Linked DNA regions of Homo sapiens: region 2 is linked to region 1. A link is an interaction called in ENCODE POLR2A ChIA-PET data of the cell type or tissue named here. Cell type or tissue: Caco-2. All regions are shown on one strand. Each heading gives the region's core, and the rest is flanking DNA. Links, peaks and the distances in the headings are about the cores only. Region 1 holds the start of DLGAP1-AS2 (DLGAP1 antisense RNA 2). Region 2 overlaps DLGAP1 (DLG associated protein 1).

Region 1 (9,245 bases), core at 400-8,399:
AGGAAGTCAGGATCTCAATTTTGCAGATGAAAAGGAGGCTTATCTGGGCATGCCCAGCAAGGTCTGGGGAACGCCCCTTAATGGAGTACTTGAATTTGTCTGCAGGGAGAGGTGGCATCACCGCACTGTAAATAGTTTCCGAGGTCAAGTTTGGCTAGTGGCTTTTAGAATTGGGGCAGAAGGATGCCATCCTACTCCCACCTTCAGAGGCATCTCAGGTTCTGGAGCTCTGTGCTAACTAAGCCCACCTGTGGAGGGTGGCAATGGAGTGGTGACAGGCGTGCAAGGTTTCACGTCTTTAAAGAAAAGACAGCTCCAAGGACAGAGAGTTTTTTGTTGTTTGTTTTGTTTTTTGAGACAGTCTCACTCTGTTGTCAGGCTAGAGTGTAGTGGCGCGATCTCGGCTCACTGCAACCTCCACCTCCCGGGTTCAAGCGATTCCCCTGCCTCAGCCTCCCGAGTAGCTGGGACTACAGGAGGCGCCACCACGCCCGGCTAATTTTGGTATTTTTAGTAGAGATGTAGTTTCACCATGTGGGCCAGGATGGTCTCGATCTCTTGACCTTGTGATCCGCCCACCTCGGCCTCCCAAAATGTTGGGATTACAGGCGTGAGCCACCATTCCCAGCCAATTTTTTTTTTTTTTTTAAAGAGACAGGGTCTCGCTCTGTTGCCAGGGCTGGAGTGCAGTGGTGTGATCATGGCTCACTACATCCTCTAACTCCTGGGCTCAAGCGAACCTCCCACTTTAGCCTCCGGAACAGCTGGAACCACAAGCGCACACCACCACATCCAGCTAAGTTTTAAAAAACTGTTTGTAAAGACAGGGTCTCACTATGTTGCCCAGGGTCAAGGTCAGATTTGTTAATCCTTCTGACATTGTCTCCTGTTGGAGTTCTGGATGTTCATTAGTTCATCACCATGCATGTGATTCACACACTGTACTCAGAAACATTCTTTTTTCTTGTTTTTGTTTTTTTATGAGACGGAGTTTCTCTCTTGTCACCCAGGCTGGAGTGCAATGGCACGCACGATCTCGGCTCACTGCAACCTCCACCTCCCCGGTTCAAGCAATTCTCCTGCCTCAGCCTCCCGAGTAGTGCCACCACTCCCAGCTTATTTTTGTATTAGTAGAGACGGGGTTTCACCATGTTGGCCAGGCTGGTCTCGAACCCCGGACCTCAGGTGATCCACCTGCCTCGGCCTCCCAAAGTGCTGGGATTACAGGCATGAGCCACCGTGCCTGGCCAGAAACATTCTTTTTATTCGTTTTTATTATAATTGTAGTAAGGGCCCTGGTAGGGGATTTGAACTGTTTCTTTCCACAGTGTGGAATGATGTCTATATACATTACAGAATGGAGATATAGATATCTATAGAGATCTATAGATATCTATAGAGATCTATATAGATATCTATAGCTATATAGATATAGAGATATAGATATATATAGATATATAGATATATATAGATATATAGATATATATAGATATATAGATATATATAGATATATAGATATATAGATATATATAGATATATAGATATATATAGATATATATAGATATATAGATATATATAGATATATAGATATATAGATAGATATATAGATATATATAGATATATAGATAGATATAGATATATATAGATATATAGATAGATATATAGATATATATAGATATATAGATAGATATATAGATATAGATATATAGATATATAGATATAGATAGATATATAGATATATAGATATAGAGATAAAGATATAGATAGATATATAGATATATAGATATATAGATAGATATATAGATATATATATTTTTTGAGACAGAGTCTCACCCTGTGGCTCAGGCTAGAGTGCAGTGATGTGATCTCAGCTCACTGCAACCTCCACTTCCCGGGCTAAAGCAATTCTCCCACCTCAGCCACCCAAGTAGCTGGGATTACAGGCACCTGCCACCATGCCAGCTATCTTTTGTATTTTTAGTAGAGATGGGGTTTCACCATGTTGATCAGGCTGGTCTCGAACTCCTGACCTCAAGCAATCCACCCGCCTCGGCCTCCCAAAATGCTGGGTTTACAGGTGTGAGCCACTGCGCCTGGCCCAGAATGGAGTAATCTGATGTGGTCTTACAGATAAACACTTCACATATGCAAGGGTGTGTGTGTGTGTGTGTGTGTGTTTTAACTCATCTTTTCCATTCTCTTCCCAACCCCTCCTTTCCCATCTGCTACCCTCAGGCTACAGTTCGACTTCACAGATAGAAAAATAAAACCTACGGCTGGGCATGGTGGTTCACGCCTATAATCCCAGCACTTTGGGAGGCCGAGGTGGGCCAATCGTTTGAGGTCGGGAATTTGAGACCAGCCTGACCAACATGGTGAAACCCTGTCTCTACCAAAAATACAAATAAATTAGCCGGTCATGGTGGCCTGCCCCAGTAATCCCAGCTACTTGGGAGGCTGAGGCAGGAGAATCGCTTGAACCAAGGAAGCGGAGGTTGCAGCAAGCCCAGATCACGCCACTGCACTCCAGCCTGGGTGACAGAGCGAGACTCCATCTCGGAAAAAAAAAAAAATTAGCTGGGCGTGGTGGCGAGTACCTGTAATCCCAGCTACTCAGGAGGCTGAGGCAGGCGAATCGCTTGAACCCGGGAAGCGGAGATTGCAGTGAGTGGAGATCGGGCCACTGCACTCCAGCCTGGGCTACAGTGCGAGACTCCTTCTCAAATGAATGAATAAATAAATAAATAAAACATATGATTTACCTTGGCCCACTATAATTTTGCACTACAGGGTGGCAGCTCCGTGCTATGTACAAGCCGGGTGCCGCGCAGCTTTGATGCTGCCCAGGACACTGACCTAAAAGTGTGTCTGCAAGTACTCTCACCCTTCATTCATTCAAGCTTTGCCTAGTACACACTTTTTGGAAACCATTTCCCAAAATGCATGCTTTTATACCACATTTCCCACCCACCAGATAACCGAGACAGTGCACGTAACACAGTTTGAATTAAAGAATAATCTTGTTTTGGCCGGGCGCGGTGGCTCACGCCTGTCATCCCAGCAATTTGGGAGGCCGAGGCGGGCGGATCACGAGGTCAGGAGATCGAGACCATCCTGGCTAAGACAGTGAAACCCCGTCTCTGCTAAAAATACAAAAAATTAGCCGGGCGTGGTGGCGGGCGCCTGTAGTCCCAGCTACTCGGGAGGCTGAGGCAGGAGAATGGCGTGAACCCGGGAGGCGGAGCTTGCAGGGAGCCGAGATCGCGCCACCGCACTCCAGCCTGGGCGACAGAGCGAGACTCCGTCCAAAAAAAAAAAAAAAAAAAAAAACAAAGAAACTTGTGTTGGTAGACAAATAAATTCATGAACTGCAGATATAAATAGATCGAGCACTAGATATGTTTATTATCTCCAGCACAGCACTGCCTCCTGGTGCGGATTATATTCCAGTTTTCAAAAGGAACCATAGAAGATACAAGCAATACGATTTTATTTTGGAGGGATTTCTAGCATCATAGGTCAAAGACGTTATTAAGTATCGACTCTGAAAAAGCAACTATAAATACTGCAAATCGACTAAGCCAGAGGACGCAAATATATCCTGCGTGTTGTGTGCTGGACTGTGGTTGAGACTTCATGGTCGTGCTCTGGGCTCATGGGGGCAGCTGACTGCTCATAATTAAGATTGCTGTTGCCGCTGCCTGTGTTCCAAAGAGAACACAAGAGGACAGAGCTAAGGTGTAGGAATGCGGAAGAACTTGCAGAAACTAGAGCTAGTCTTCGGATTGAAATGAATTACCAATAAAGGGTTGGGAAATGGATCAAGGAGAGGGAAGCGTTTTGATGGTCCCTGCTCCGAGGTTCAGCCCATTTGCAGTTGCTGATAACCTTGTCAGGTCACCAGATAAAGGCAAGTCTTGTCACCCTCAGGCACCTGGCTGCGAAGTAATAAAACGGTTGCCTTATCATCTAAAGGTGGAGTGAGTCAAACCTCAGCCCAGGGTAATTATAGTAAACTGAAATTGCCTGTCCTTTACAAAAAAAAAGGCGGAGGGAGAGAGAAAGGAAAAGGGCTTAAGGCAGGAAATTGTGTTTGTCTTTCTCCTTGGATTTAAAAAAGAAACGAGCAAAACAGCAAAAAGTTTTCCAGGGAGTGAGAAAAGCAGCCCGGCTAGACTCCCCTCACCCTGGGTTAACAGGATTGCCGACAGATCAGGCCCACGTGATGGTCAAGAAAAGAGGCTCAAGCTGATGAAAATCCAAGAAATCTTCTTAGGAGCCTTCCTTTCTAAATGTAAATGACTGAGTCATTGCTTTGCTAAGGAGGGAAGGAAGTTACAATCACACCAAGTGACTCATTCATTGCTGTTAGCTCCGGCAGTTGGATGAAAAGTTTTAGCAAAAGCAGCAACAAATGTACTTTAAATACTAGCACAGTAAGGGAATTCCTGTCTTTCAGGATGAATGCCATCCACACAAAAGAGCTCCTGTTGACATCTCATTTACAATCTCCCCCAGGACACAGACAAGACCCTTTCAATAAATCCAGCTCAGAAACACCTATTGTTCAAAATCTTCAACTCGCCACAGGCTACCACCACTCCCTATGGCTTTGCAAAATTAAAGATTTAGAAGAAGGATGGGGCGGTGGAAGCTATGAAAAGAGGCAGGAAAAAAGTTCCTTTGACCCGATGCTGTCAGAGAGCGTGCATGAAGAAGAAAGTTAATGGTATTTCCATTTATATAAGAAGCGCCTAAGAAATGCCTGTGACGTTCGTGAACTAGTGATTGTGAATTCCAAATTTGATGCCAACTTTATGTGTAAAGAAGCTAACTCCTGCCAACATCGTGGCTGAATGAACAGCTGGGACTATGCTTAACCCATTCCCAGCTTATAAAAGCCCCATGGCAGCTGCAGTGAAGCATCAGGTGAGTCTGATATGGGCTGTCTGTTCCCTCGGGGATTTGAATCTTGCCTGTCCTTTCCAAGTGGAGTCTTGTGCCTAAGTGCTAGAGCCCACTCCTTCCTCCCCACTGATTCCCTTCTTTCCATTTCTGCCATTTCCCTTCTTCTTTTAATAAAACTTGGACATTTTCTGGAGTTACATGTTTTTCTTGGGATGTACTTCAAATTAAGGAGCATATTTATGTTTACAAACACACGCACACGCACACACACACACACATACACACAAAAGAATCGGGCATTTCTCAAGTGGTGATACCTTTACCCTCCTTATTTTTCACTTAAGGTTCCCCATCTCAGTACACGATCCCTTTATCTGCCCCGAGTTCAAGCCAAAACTCAGCATTATCTGTAAGCACTCCTTTGGGTCCTTCTCTCCAGTCTCTTAAATCCCTGTGGAGTCATTCCACATCCTTCTGTGCATCTTTCTGCTTCCCTAGATCCTACAGTTTTAATGTTATCTTCTGGAGTATCACAGCAACTTCCTTAACTCAAGGTTTCTCCAACTCTGAGTTGTCACTTAGTGGGTAGTGAAATAAGATGAGTCATGCAGTTTCACCATTTAGAAAATGCAAAATGTTAGGTAGAAAATGTCAGCGTACATCCTGTGTAGAAAAAGTAAGTCTTGTTGTGAAACCTCTTTCAGTTTGTGTGTGCGTGTCCCCGGATCTGTGTACATACTGGGCAACAGGGAAAATGCATTTTGTAGGTCAAAATATTTGGAGAAATACGTTTCTACTTAGTCTCACTGGGTCTGTCTTTTCTGTTTCCAAACTATTGTGTACACTTAGAGGAAGAGTGGAAACCCTCCAGCAGGTCCTGTCAGTCTGCAGTTTACAAATCTCCCCTCAGGATAAGAGTTCCTATTCACCCTTTTCAGGTCTCAGAATTCTGCCTCCTCCTGACCACTTTTCCTTTAGTTATTCAACCCATCAAGTTCCCTGGGTTTGCATGTGCAATCGATTCCTCGTTAGGGATATTCTTTCCTCTGGTTTTTCCTTCAGATACGAGCTTACGTTCGACCTCTTCCAAGAAGACGTCAGGAATGTCCTTCTGAATGCCTTTCCTAGTTCTCATGAGAACACAGCAGTTTTTAATCAGGCAGAGCACTTATTACATTATAATTATCTTCTTGGTTCCCAACTGAACTTTTAAGTTCCAAGTGGGCAGTCAGTAAATATTTCTTGGTGCATCAAATGCTCCACATTTTACACAGTTAACGTTTGCTGCCTACAAACCAATTTGGATAGTTACTTTAAAGTATCTTATCTCTAGTTCTCAAAGCTTTAGTTTCCTTTAACACTTAAGTATCTCTTGCATATTTTCTTTTCAAACACTGCTTCGTTAATTTGCAAATTCATTGGACTCCTTTCCTTAAAAATCAAAATAATAAAACTTCAAGAAAGCTGTTGTGACTTCTGGCCTCTCTGAATGTCAGATCTGTAAACAGGAAGGGCAGAACTCTGATCTCTAAAATCCTCTCCAGTCCACTACTCTGACCCTCTAACTTGAGCTTTCTCCAGAGAGGTTAAGTGACTTTTCCAAGGTCACGGAGCTTTTTAGCGGCAGGAGATTTTTTTTGCCTGTCTATAGATTTTTAAAAGCTAGCCGTAAACAAAAACCAAAAAGTTTACCGAGGACACTGAGTGCCACTAACAAGTTTGTGTGAAAGAGAATTCATGAAGAAATAGGAGACTTCAAACAAAACACTAAAATCAACAACAACCATAATGGATTCCTGCCTAGGCAGGTCGGGACATTAAGAAAAAAAAAGGTCTCGCTGTGGTTTGCTATTAGATGGAGAGATATTCAGATTTCATTTTTAAAATGAAAGTGAAAGATTAAAGAATTTTGGCATCCTGACCCTTTGTAGAGGCCATTCCTCAGAGGCACAGTGTGCAGACAAAACTATCCTAGAGGTGCCAACCAGAACAAGCTCTAATGTCTGTCTCATTCCTGAGCCTTGGTGCCTTGACGAGTCACCACGCTCAGGAAGAAAGCTGCAACTCGCCAGGATGAAACTGGGCCCCGCTTCTTAGAACCCTTCCCCGCTTCCTTCCCCTGCCAGAACCACACTAAAGAATTCGCTGCTCTCAAAGACAGACGTTTTCATTACTTCCTTACATTATAGAGTTTGGGCTTAGATAACCAGTTGTATGAGTAGTAAGTCAAACAGAAATACAACAGCAATAATACTTATTTCTTTCCCTAATTGTAATATGTTGTACTTCATAAGCCATCATATGCATTTGTTGCTTTTCCCCCTTCTACACTGACCAGTAGTTTTGCTTTGTTTGACAGAAAAGTATAGTAAGAAGAAACTGAATTTGAAGTGGATTCTTACAAAGGAAAAAGAAAATCACTATTGTAACTATACCAAATTACTATGTATGTGAGCTCCCAGCTTTGACATCAAGTCGTTACAGCCACGTAATGGGATTACGGGTGATTTTTACTTTATTCTTTGGGCTTCTCTGAATTTTCCTATATTTTGAAAAAGCACCTGCATTATTTTGTAATTATAAAAAAGTATAAATAAGAATTATACACACTATTATTTCTTCACTGCTATGACATGACTAGATTACAATTTTTTTCTTTTTGAGATGACTTTCGGTCTTGTTTCCCAGGCTGGAGTGCAGTGGCACGACCTCGGCTCATTGCAACCTCCACCTCCCGGGTTCAAGCAATTCTCCTGCCTCAGCCTCCCCAGTAGCTGGGATTACAGGCACCTGCCACCACACCTGGCTAATTTTAGTAGAGAAGGGGTTTCGCCAAGCTGGCCAGGCTGGTCTCGAACTCCTGACTTCAGGTGATTGATCCACCTGCCTCGGCCTCCCAGAGTGCTGGGATTAGAGGCATGAGCCATCGCGCCTGGCCTAGATTATGGAATTTTTGTATTACCATGTATGTTGCCGTGTAATTTTTGTTTTGAACCTTTTTTATTTTTCTTTTAATTCCTTTGAGACAGGATCTTGTTCTGTTACCCAGGCTCACTGCAACAAGGTGATTTTCCCGCCTCAGCCTCCAGAGTAGCTGGACTACAGGCCGGTGCCACCACACCCAGATAATATTTTATATTTTTTGTAGAAATGGGGTTTTGTTTTGTTGCCCAGGCTGGTCTTGAGCTCCTGGGCTCAAGCGATCCACCCTCCTCAGCCTCCCAAAATACTGGGATTACAGGCATAAGCCACTGCACCCGGCCTTGAGCATTTGTTTTTTGAAGGAAATTTTATATGATTACCACATAAAAAAGGAATACTAAAAATCTAACATTATTTGATATCTCACTGTCTTTGAAAACTTAAGGAACATGGACCCATACAAGGCAGCCAAATATTGGCCGGTAACTCCTTTACAACTGGGCTGCAGCATATTTTATTACCTTCTCCTGACAATTTCTTATCTGGCTGCTTATCATTTCCAGAACATACCATCCTTTTGCATGCCTTTACGCCAGTGGCAAACATGGTTGTTTGCCTCCTCATAACCATTCTCTCTATCCTGCTTGCTAATGAGACCCCAGTACTGTTGATCTTTTCCACACAGCTGTGAGTTTTAGGGGTGGCTAAGCCCCTCCCTACACGTGGAGGCTGAATCTTCACCAGACTACCAGACAAAGAGATGAGAAGGGAGGTTGGATGGGAATGTTCTGGGAAAGTTTACCTCACTATTTAAAGCCACCCAAGTCAGGGACATCCTTTTTCTTCCTCTGGACTTTGTCATCTGCAAGGGATGCTGGAACTGTGGCTGCCATCGGGGGACCACAGAAAGTACTGGCCTAAGAAGACCAGCTCAGCTGGGCGTGGTGGCCTGTAATCCCAGCATTTTGGGAGGATGCGGGCAGATCATGTGAAGTCGGGAGTTCAAGACCAGCCTGACCAACATGGAGAAGCCCTGTCTCTACTAAAAATACAAAATTAGCCGGGTGTGGTGGCGCATGCCTGTAATTCTAGCTACTGGGGAGGCTGAGGCAGGAGAATTGCCTGAATCCGAGAGGTGGAGGTTACAGTGAGCGGAGAGGGCGCCACTGCACTCCCGTCTGGGCCAATGAGAGTGAAACTCCATCTCAAAAAAAAAAAAAGATGAGCTCACACTGGGGATGACGGGTGGAAGAAAGGCCAGCTGTAATGAACTTGCTGGTTTTGGTAAATTCATTGCCTTACCCTTGGACCTGGTATTGTTTGAGAAAATAAATTATTTTGCCATCTTAGTCACTTTGATTTTATTTTTTAAGTTGTATTTGTTTGCTTATTGATTTGATTGGCTTGGCACTTAT
Region 2 (9,245 bases), core at 350-8,349, 370 kb after region 1:
TGGCAGTGCCTGTCTACATTGGTGGAGGGAATGTGCCTACCACATTGTAGAGGGCATTCCATAAATACTAACTTATCTTTCTTCCTCAAAACAGTCGCTGGGCTCCAGCCAGGCACTGCCAGGCACTGTGGTAGGCACTGAGCGAATCAGCAAGGAATGAGAAATAGATTATGAACTGATGAGCTCACAGTGACTTTAACCTTTGCAGATATTTGTCCTGGCATTGCAGAGTTTTATTTAGAACAGTGATTCTCAAGATGTGGTACTGCGATCAACAGACTCTGCAGAACCTGGGAACTCATTAAAAATGCAAATTCTAGGGCTTCACCCCAGACCTACTGAATCCCAGACTCTGGGGTTGAGGCCCAGGAACCTGAGTTTTAACAATCCCTGCAGGTGACTGATGCCGGCTGAAATTTGAGAACCACTGGTAAGGAGGAGAGCAGGCTGTCCTCTGCAGAGCTGTCATTTAAGCTCCATTTAAACATTATAGTCTCTAAAGAGAAAGTGTAAAACAGATGTAATGGTAGTATTGATCACTCTCTGTTTCATTTCTGAAGCCCATACTTGGTTATTTTGTCTTAAAGAGCATTTGACTCTACTTTTGGCTTCAGACTATGTGGAGCTATTTTTAAAAATTCGAGTTTATGTATTTCCACAACTAAGTATAACTGTTAAGGGCTTCTGAGAAAATCACCCAACTATGCAGATTGATCCCCACACACACATATAGGATAAATGTGTGCCTCTCAGCTGCACTGGACACCTAACACCGAGAGGCAAGCCATACTTCCCTTCTTAGGACTCCTTCACATTCTCCTTGTGGCTGTTTTGAACATTTCATTTGTCCATTTGCTTATCACTACCAATAAATCATCTTACTGCTTACTCTTCACAGATAAAATAAGTTATTGGAAAAACTTCCTGACACTAATCCAGAATATGTAACTAGCTCTATCACATCTTTCTGCTTTTGATCATGTTTAGATGAAGGAGACATAACTGCTCTAATCTGAGCATAAATTTACTGGGACCTCACCCTGCCCCACTTCTTTCTCCTGTATCTTAAATCCTTCACTGACCCTTAGTATCTTTCCTTTAATATTTAAATATGCTAAGATACTCTTTCATCTTAAAAGGCAACGCTAGATCTTACCCCAATTTCACATCATTTTTACGCAGCTATTGATCTCCACTTTTTATTTTATGCAGTAAAATTTCTAGCACTTGTCTATCTTGTTCCCTTTCTATCCCTATTAATCAGTGTGTCATTAGCTCATGGCAGGCACTCAACTAAGACCTGCTGAATAAAATGGCTAACTATACACCTTAAAAAAAACTTGAAAACACAGAAAGTTACTGAAAAACATATTTTGTGCAATCTCTTTACCCAAACAGACCATCACGGAAGTTTTAAATAGTTAACATCTTTATATTTGTATTCCTGGCTTTCAAAAGACAGATCACAGTTTGATGAAGTTTTAGAGAGAACACAGTAATATTTGGAGGCTGATTTCAAACCAATATTCAATTATTTGTGCAAATATTATTTAGAACAAGTGGAGGTAATTGAAATTCAAAGAAAATGCCTTTCCTGAAAACTGTGAATCATCATACCCAATCAAACTTTTATTGGAACAGCTAATAAGTAATACCATGCAAGGGAGGTTTATTTTTTTCTTCCTTGTCCCTGCCCAGCTATGTGGAACTAATAATCAAAATAATTAGCAACAAGAAGAGAAATATAATTAAGAGGACCTGGTAACAAACAAAACTATTGATTTCTTTTGAAGAAAAATGACACGGCATTCTTTCTCCAACTTTCTTTTAAAAGACATTTTGCAGGTGGCAAGAGACCAGCGAGACAACAAAGGAAAGAAGTTAACTAATGAATGAACAGCACTGGGGACATAGGATGTATATTCTGAAAGAGAAATACTATTTTCCTTAACAATATTCAAAGAAAATTATGATTATTTTGCTACTATGAAAGAGTTTACAAGGAAAAATTTGAAGATTGAAGTAGTTCAACTTTCCAGGTCAAACTATGCGAACTTCCATCTGCCAAATTTTACAGCAATTCTATTAAAAACAATATACTAGAAATCTCACTAATGATCATGTAGTCAATCAACACACCAATAATTGTCATCTGAAAAGAAATACAACTTTTAGTCATTCCTTCTTGAAGACTAAGTGGCAGAGAAAAACAGTGAGGTCTCCTACGGTTACCACTGGTTTTTGCAAAACGTTCTGTCACATTTTACTCAATTAGGCGTTGACTGAGTGTATTACACCGCTGACCCATTCTAGCCGTAGGAAAAGAATATTAAAGAGAAAAGGGTGCTTGTTCTCGAAACAAAATAGATATACACAGAAAGACAGTGGTTTAAGACCTTATTTGTAAAAGAGATCCAGAAAAAAGTAGAAGTACCTGTCCTTGCAGAAAAACTGTGGCCCAAGTTATAGCAGTTTCACGATTTCGGTCTATTCTTAAAAAAAATCCTACCAAAGAAATTAGCACAGATGCAGCTCTTCAGTATTTTATTTTAGTAGTGACTATCCACAGATTATGCAAAATCAAAATTAGGCCCTTAATAAGAGTGCCAGCTTCCTTCTGCCAACTATTCTATGTCTGTCAGCTTGCAGTTAAGGAGGCTCTAGCCAGCGATGATCCTTATATAATTTTTTAATGTGTTTCACGTAAAGGGCCTTTCTTGAATAGAATATGTAAAGGAAAAGACTCTAGGATTAAATACTTCTGATAAAGGGCCTTCTTAAGACTATCAGTCCTGTCTGTGTCTGTGTGTTAAGATGGAAAGCACACGAACAGAAGTCAGCAGATTTGTTGTGTTACGATGTGGGTGTTTAATCAGTGCTTAATACTAGTGGTAAGTTTGATTAATGTTTGTCTTTGTAGGTAAAGCAACAGAACACAGTTTTCCAGAGCAACATGAAGCAAACGTATTACAAAAATGAAAATGCAAAATTTAAGATGAGTTGACTACCATTGTACTCCTGCAATTTCCCTTGTCATCATTCTCTTCTTTCATATAAAAATATGATTTTATTGAATTTTATTTTGGCTAAATAATCAGAGTTTTAGTTTTAAATCTCATAGAGAATAAATGAGATGAATTCTTTGCATATTTTCAAACCTCGGAGTTCCATGACAATATGACAACTAGAAACAAAGGAAAAGAAAATAAAACAATTTCATCCCAGTATTCTTATTGAAGCCATTAGGATCAATTTTGTAGCACTAATAATAAAAAGCTCTCCAAAGAAAGAGAGCTTTGGTAATGAACCTTTGTACTTTAACTCAAATACACTGTCAAAAGCGATTTTACAACAAATGTGAGTGCTACAAATTACAGCAAATATATAATAGAAATGTGTGGGACATGAGAGAGAAATGTTGGCCTCATCAAGAAGTACATCTTCTAGAAAATCTAAAAAATAAAGAGAAACAAAGAAGATAAACATCTTGCCCCATATTAGACTGCAAAATAGTAATACAGTTTCACTCTTAGTTTTTAATCAATTAATTCTCAAACAGGTACTAAATTTAGAATGAAGGATATGTTATTACTAAATCATATTAGAGATATCTTGACATTAATATTAACATTAAAAATCTGGAAGCAAAAGGGTTTCTTCCCCCTAATTGAACTGAAATCCACTTTAATATCAACTGGGATTCAAGAATAAAATATAAGCCCCTGCCCTAGTTCTGAGGTCCCCATAGGAGCCCTGCATCCTGGGCCTATGAGGTCTGCTTCCACCCTTGTCTCTGGGCTAGGTATGCATTTATTTCCAGAAGTGGGAAATGCTGGAATAGAGATTTAAGGCCTAATCAAGCATTGAGACAGCTGGAACCACCTTCCAGTTTCACATCTGTCCCCCTCTAGCACCCCACATCTATTCCAGGTTATTGCAACCAAAGAACAGCTCCCTCTGCCTGCCTTCTTTCGGTAGCTACAGCACAACCTCAAGGTCGCTTTTCTCCACCCAGCTTTCAGTCTGTAGCATTGACCTAGAGAATGAACCAGACTCTGGCCTCTGGCAAGAACTTTGCAGTAAATTGTTGACCAGTTTGTGATGGTAGTTTCTATTATTTCTTTTCAGAGGTAGGAGTTCTTTTCATGCTAACTGCTTTCCATTAGTTTAGAATTAAGTCCTCTAAATCAGTGGCTTAACATTTTTTTTGACTGCTACCGATGGTAACAAATTTTACATCCTAACCAGTATATATACAGGGAAATACATACATAAGACATTTATAAAATGTATGCTAACATATATATGACATAATATCACATATGTGTGCATGTATACCTGAAACATGTTTTGTAAATAAGTCCAATGTATTTTGCCTATTCTATTCTTTTGTTTTTTCTAAAAAAGTATTGGTATGTGTAATTGACTGGTATGATGCACCCCCAAGTGTTTGCAGACTGCATTTTATATTGTTCCAAGACTTAACTTTTAAGACTCTTTTGTCCATCTATCCTTTGGTAAGCTAAGCTGTACTAAGGATAACATAGAGAAATATCAGTGTATCCAAAAAGAATTCCTGGCTGATGGTTTTGAAGAGTCACAGGGCAATAGGTTTAGAAAATCTTGTTCTCTAAATAGCAATAAAACTTAAACCTGGCAAATTCTTAAGTATCTTTCATTAAGCAATCCATGGAGTTTTATTTTAATAAGCATAATAATTTTCATGACAGCCTTAGTGAATATTGAGGGACAAGAAAAACTCAAAACCAGGGTTTTATGCAACTGTAAAGTGCTGGTCCAGTTGAGTAAGGGAGGATCCTGTGAATTAACTAAGGGAAGACTCTTTACTTGGGTTCTCATCAGGAGACCATGAATAGCTTTGGTCATTTAACGGTGTCCAACTAACAAGATAACAATCCTGTAATGTGTAAGGTTTCAGTTTTCAAGGATATAACTAAAGAAGTGTTTTCAATTAAAATATTACAGTTTACCTTGTTTTTAAATTTTTTATGAGTTTATAAACTATATAATACCTCTTATAAAAAATACAACACCTCAAGGCCTATATAAAAAAAAATTATATCACTAGGCCGGGCATGGTGGCTCATGCCTGTTATCCCAGCATTTCTGGAGGCCAAGGTTGGAGGATCACTTGAAGCCCGGAGTTCGAGACCAGCCTGGGCAACATGGCAAAATTCCGTCTCTATTTAAAAATAATTTTAAAAAATTATATCTATCTATATCAGTTTATATATAACTCTCCCTAGTCCTCTGGTTGATTCATTCTGTCTTTTCTGTCTTCAGTTATTTATATTCAAACATGTTTCCTTGGTGTGTTTGAGGCAGTTGAGTCACACACACACACACTCTCTCTCTCTCTCTTTCTTTCTTTCTCATAGTTTTAGAATTATACAGTGTTTGGGATATAGATAAGTAGATCTGTGGGAACCTGATTATTAAGTGACTAGATTCAGTCCCTGGCATCCGATAGTCCTAACTAATCTATTTTTTAAGAAGCAACTATTGAGCACCACTGTCCACGTAGGAACTTTGTTATGTTGAGCTCTCAGCTTTCCTGAGACTCCTGTGACACCATCACAGCAACATGACACCTCAGGGAGGGAGGTTTGGGCAAATCACACTAGCTCCCCCTGCCCTGGCCAGCAACACTGAGAGGCAGATGGGCGGGGAGGTGCCTATCCCTAGCCTGAAGCCAAAAGACTTTCTTTTCTGTTCCCCAATCTGTGTTTAGAGACCCAAAGAATAAGCCCATAGGGCAGAGGACTTTTATTCTAAAAGAGGCTCTATTCTACATTAATTAGGCTTCAGACTCCAAAAGGATAACAAGCGTGAGCTCAAGTAAGCAAAGCCTTTTTGCTGCAGGGTGTTGTGTCTAATAGCTAATTTAAAAATATCAACAAATCACTGTCCAAAGAAACTTAATTCTGGGACTATTAAGGTATTATCATCTGCTTGTTTTTATTCAAGTTGAGTAATCCAATCTTTATTGAATACTTACAATGTACAAAATAATTTCCTAGATTCTATAAGGAACACAGAAACTAAGATGGTCCTACCTTCAGGCTGCTGCTATCTAATTAGAAAAAAACCATTTTCAGTAAAAGAGAATAGTCAGAATAGCCATAGCCAAAAAAAAAAAAAAAAAAAGTCAATACATTTGCTTTTAATCAGGTTGTAAGATTTATCTGGAGCCAATGACAAATAATAAGCTACTAGTCATTTCCGTCCTGGAAGCTGCAATTCATCTCAGTTTGTATGAGCTCCGTCACCTTTGTGCTCCTGTTACTCCTGGTTTGGGACTCAATTTCACTTCAGGAGGGGAGTGGTGGAGTATATGGTTCCTGCTTAGGCTTTAGGAGCCAGGGACTTCCCTATTTCACCTGTGGTTCCTGTGTGAGCATCCCCTAGGGAACATGCTGGAAGGATTCTAACTCGACTACATTTCTTCTGCCAGTGTTGTTGGCAGGCCAACTGAGAGTCTTTTCCAAATTGCCTGCCAATTTTTTTCCCTCAATTTTAGATAATTTTATTCTTTCTGAAACCTGACAAACTAAATCTAGGCTAGAAAGTTCCGGGGAAGGCCCAGGGCTCGGGATCCATGTTAACCAGCTGAGGGTTCACAAGGAAAACACAGGAGAAGATAATACTGTAGAGTCATGCACAGTTGAACAATGAGGATATGTTCTGAGAACATGTGCTGCTGTTGTCCTTGTGTGAATGCAGAGTGGACTTAGATGGACCTAGACGGCATAGCCTACCACACTCTCAGGCTATATGCTAGAGCCCATCGCTCCTAGGCTACAGATCTGCACAGCACGTGACTGTCCTGAATACTGTAGGCAATTGTAACACCGTGGGAAGTATTTGTGTATCTAACCTATCTAAACATAGAAAAGGCACAGTAAAGACACTTTTTATTTTTTTTTTTTTTGAGAAGGAGTCTCACTCCCTCGCCAGGCTGGAGTGCAGTGGCGCAATCTCGGCTCACTGCAACCTCCGCCTCCTGGGTTCAAGTGAGTCCCCTGCCTCAGCCTCCCGAGTAGCTGGGATCACAGGTGCCCACCACGACACCTGGCTAATTTTTTTGTATTTTAGTAGAGACTGGGTTTCACCATGTTGGCCAGGATAGTCTCAATCTCCTGATCTCGAAAACACATTATTATAATCTTATGGGACCACCGTCCTACAGGCAATTCATCCGTGACCTAAATGTAGTTGTATTGCATGTGTGACTGTATTAAGATCTTTTAATTCAGGGCTTTTAAATATTTTCAAAAGAACTTTTAACTTCCTAAGGGAAGCTTCAGATTTCAATAGTTCTTCACACAAAAAGATCTCACTTTCTGAGGAGAGAAAAAGTCCAGCTTTTCCATGAATATATCATGGGTTTGCTTCACTCTCAGCATGGCCACTGTTTGCTTTTCTTCTTTACTGGACTAATTGCCCTGGTGTTCCTGCTTTGGTTAAAAGTGAAACATAAAGAACTTATTATTAATCAGGTAAATGGGAGTATGACATTGAAAACATTCAATGTCAAAAGACCTAACATAAAAAGGAGGTTTTAGGTGATTGAAACAGGGAAGAGGACAGTATAAGACTCACACCGATGAGTAGTATTTTACAATTTATAAATAAAAAATATAAAAGCAATACATAGCATGGAATATTATTCAGTCTTACATAGGTAGGAAATCCTGTCATATAGTACAACATGGATAAACCTTGAGGACATAAAAAAAAAATAAAAATAAAAATTAATCAGTCTCAAAAAGGCAAATCCTGTATGATTCTACTTATATGAGGTAACTAAAGTAGTCAAATTCGTAGACACAGAAAGTGGAATGGTGATTGCCAGGGGCTGGGCAAGGGGAAATAAATGGGGAGTTGTTATTTAATGGGTACAGAGTTTCAGTTTTGCAAGATGAAGATTTCTGGAGATCTGTTGCACCACAATGTGAAGGTACTTAACACTATTGAACTGTACACTCAAAGAAAGTAAGGATGGTTACTTTTATGTGTTTTTTAATTACAATTAAAAATAAAAATTATATATATAAATACATATGCAAAACAAACACTTCATACAACTCACTAACAAAACAAACATCCCCATCAAAAATGGGCAAGGAAATTGAATGGACCTTTCTCCAAACAGGATATGCAAGTGGCCCATCAATACATGAAAAGATGTTCAACATCACTAATCATTAGGGCAACGCAAATCAAAACCACAGTGAGATACCGCTTCACACCTGTTAGGATGGTTATTATTGAAAGAAACAGAAAGTGAGTGTTGGCAAAGATGTGGAGAAATTGGAACCCTTGAACGCACTCACTGTGGAAAATGGCTTGGTGGTTGTTAAAAAAATTAAACACAGAATTACCGTATGATCCAGCAATCCCACTATGGGTATATACTGCAAAAAATAGAAACTAGGGACTCAAACAGATATTGGTACACCCATGCTCATGGCAGCATTATTTACAGTAGCCAAAAAGTGAAGCAACCCAAGTGCCCTAAGAAGAATGAATGGATACAAAATGTGATGTACATATAGAATAGAATATTATTTAGCCTTAAAAAGCCAGGAAATTCTGACACATCCTACGACATGGATGAACCTCAAAGACATTGTGCAAAGTGAAATAAGCCAGTCACAAAAACACAAATATTGTATAATTTAATTTACATGAGGTACCTAGAGAAATCAAATTCATAGAGTCAGAAAGTAGAATAGTGGTTACCATGGCCTGGGGGAGAGGGAATGGGAAGTCAGTGTTTAAGGGGTGCAGAGTTTCCACTTGGGAAGACGAACAGGTTCTGGAGATGGATGGTGGTGACGGTTGTACAACAATGTGAAATACTTAATGCCACTAAACTGTACACTTAAAAAGTGGTTAAGGCCGAGGGCAGTGGCTCATGCCTGTAATCCCAGCACTTTGAGAGGCTGAGGTGGTTGGATCACCTAAGGTCGGGAGTTTGAGACCAGCCTGACCAACATGGAGAAACCCGTCTCTACTAAAAATACAATAATAATAATAATAATAATAATAATAACGATAATTAGCCAGGTGTGGTGGTGCATGCCTGTAATCCCAGCTCTTTGGGAGGCTGAGGAAGGAGAATCGCTTGAACCCGGGAGGCAGAGGTTGCACTGCACTCCAGCCTGGGCAACAAGAGCAAAACTCTGTCTCAAAAAAAAGTGGTTAAAAGGGTGAATTTT

Evidence for each region. Peaks named below come from ENCODE experiments on the same cell type or tissue, not always from the same donor. Only the 100,000 strongest peaks of a DNase experiment are listed, where the experiment ranks them.
Region 2: POLR2A ChIA-PET joins it to region 1 with 10 read pairs; 3 of 35 experiments call an interaction of 5 or more read pairs at or near these places.

What each region holds. Positions count from the first base shown.
Region 1 is chr18:3,599,287-3,608,531 of GRCh38, forward strand. The region is part of intron 7 of DLGAP1 (DLG associated protein 1); the gene reads right to left. It overlaps DLGAP1-AS2 (DLGAP1 antisense RNA 2), which reads left to right and starts at 4,451. Exons shown (of 3, transcript NR_119377.1): 1 at 4,451-4,929; 2 at 7,268-7,354. RefSeq lists enhancers at 2,677-3,471, 3,472-4,266, 4,042-5,241, 4,267-5,060, 5,438-5,507 and 1 more. In Caco-2, for the core only: no CTCF peak of the experiment used is centred there; DNase peaks (open chromatin) are centred at 3,835, 4,934, 5,643 and 5,860; H3K4me3 peaks cover 3,554 bases.
Region 2 is chr18:3,967,142-3,976,386 of GRCh38, forward strand. The region is part of intron 3 of DLGAP1 (DLG associated protein 1); the gene reads right to left. All of the region lies in intron 1 of DLGAP1-AS4 (DLGAP1 antisense RNA 4), which reads left to right. Among named protein-coding and RNA genes, the nearest start is that of DLGAP1-AS4, 9.4 kb to the left of the region's middle. In Caco-2, for the core only: no CTCF peak of the experiment used is centred there; no DNase peak of the experiment used is centred there.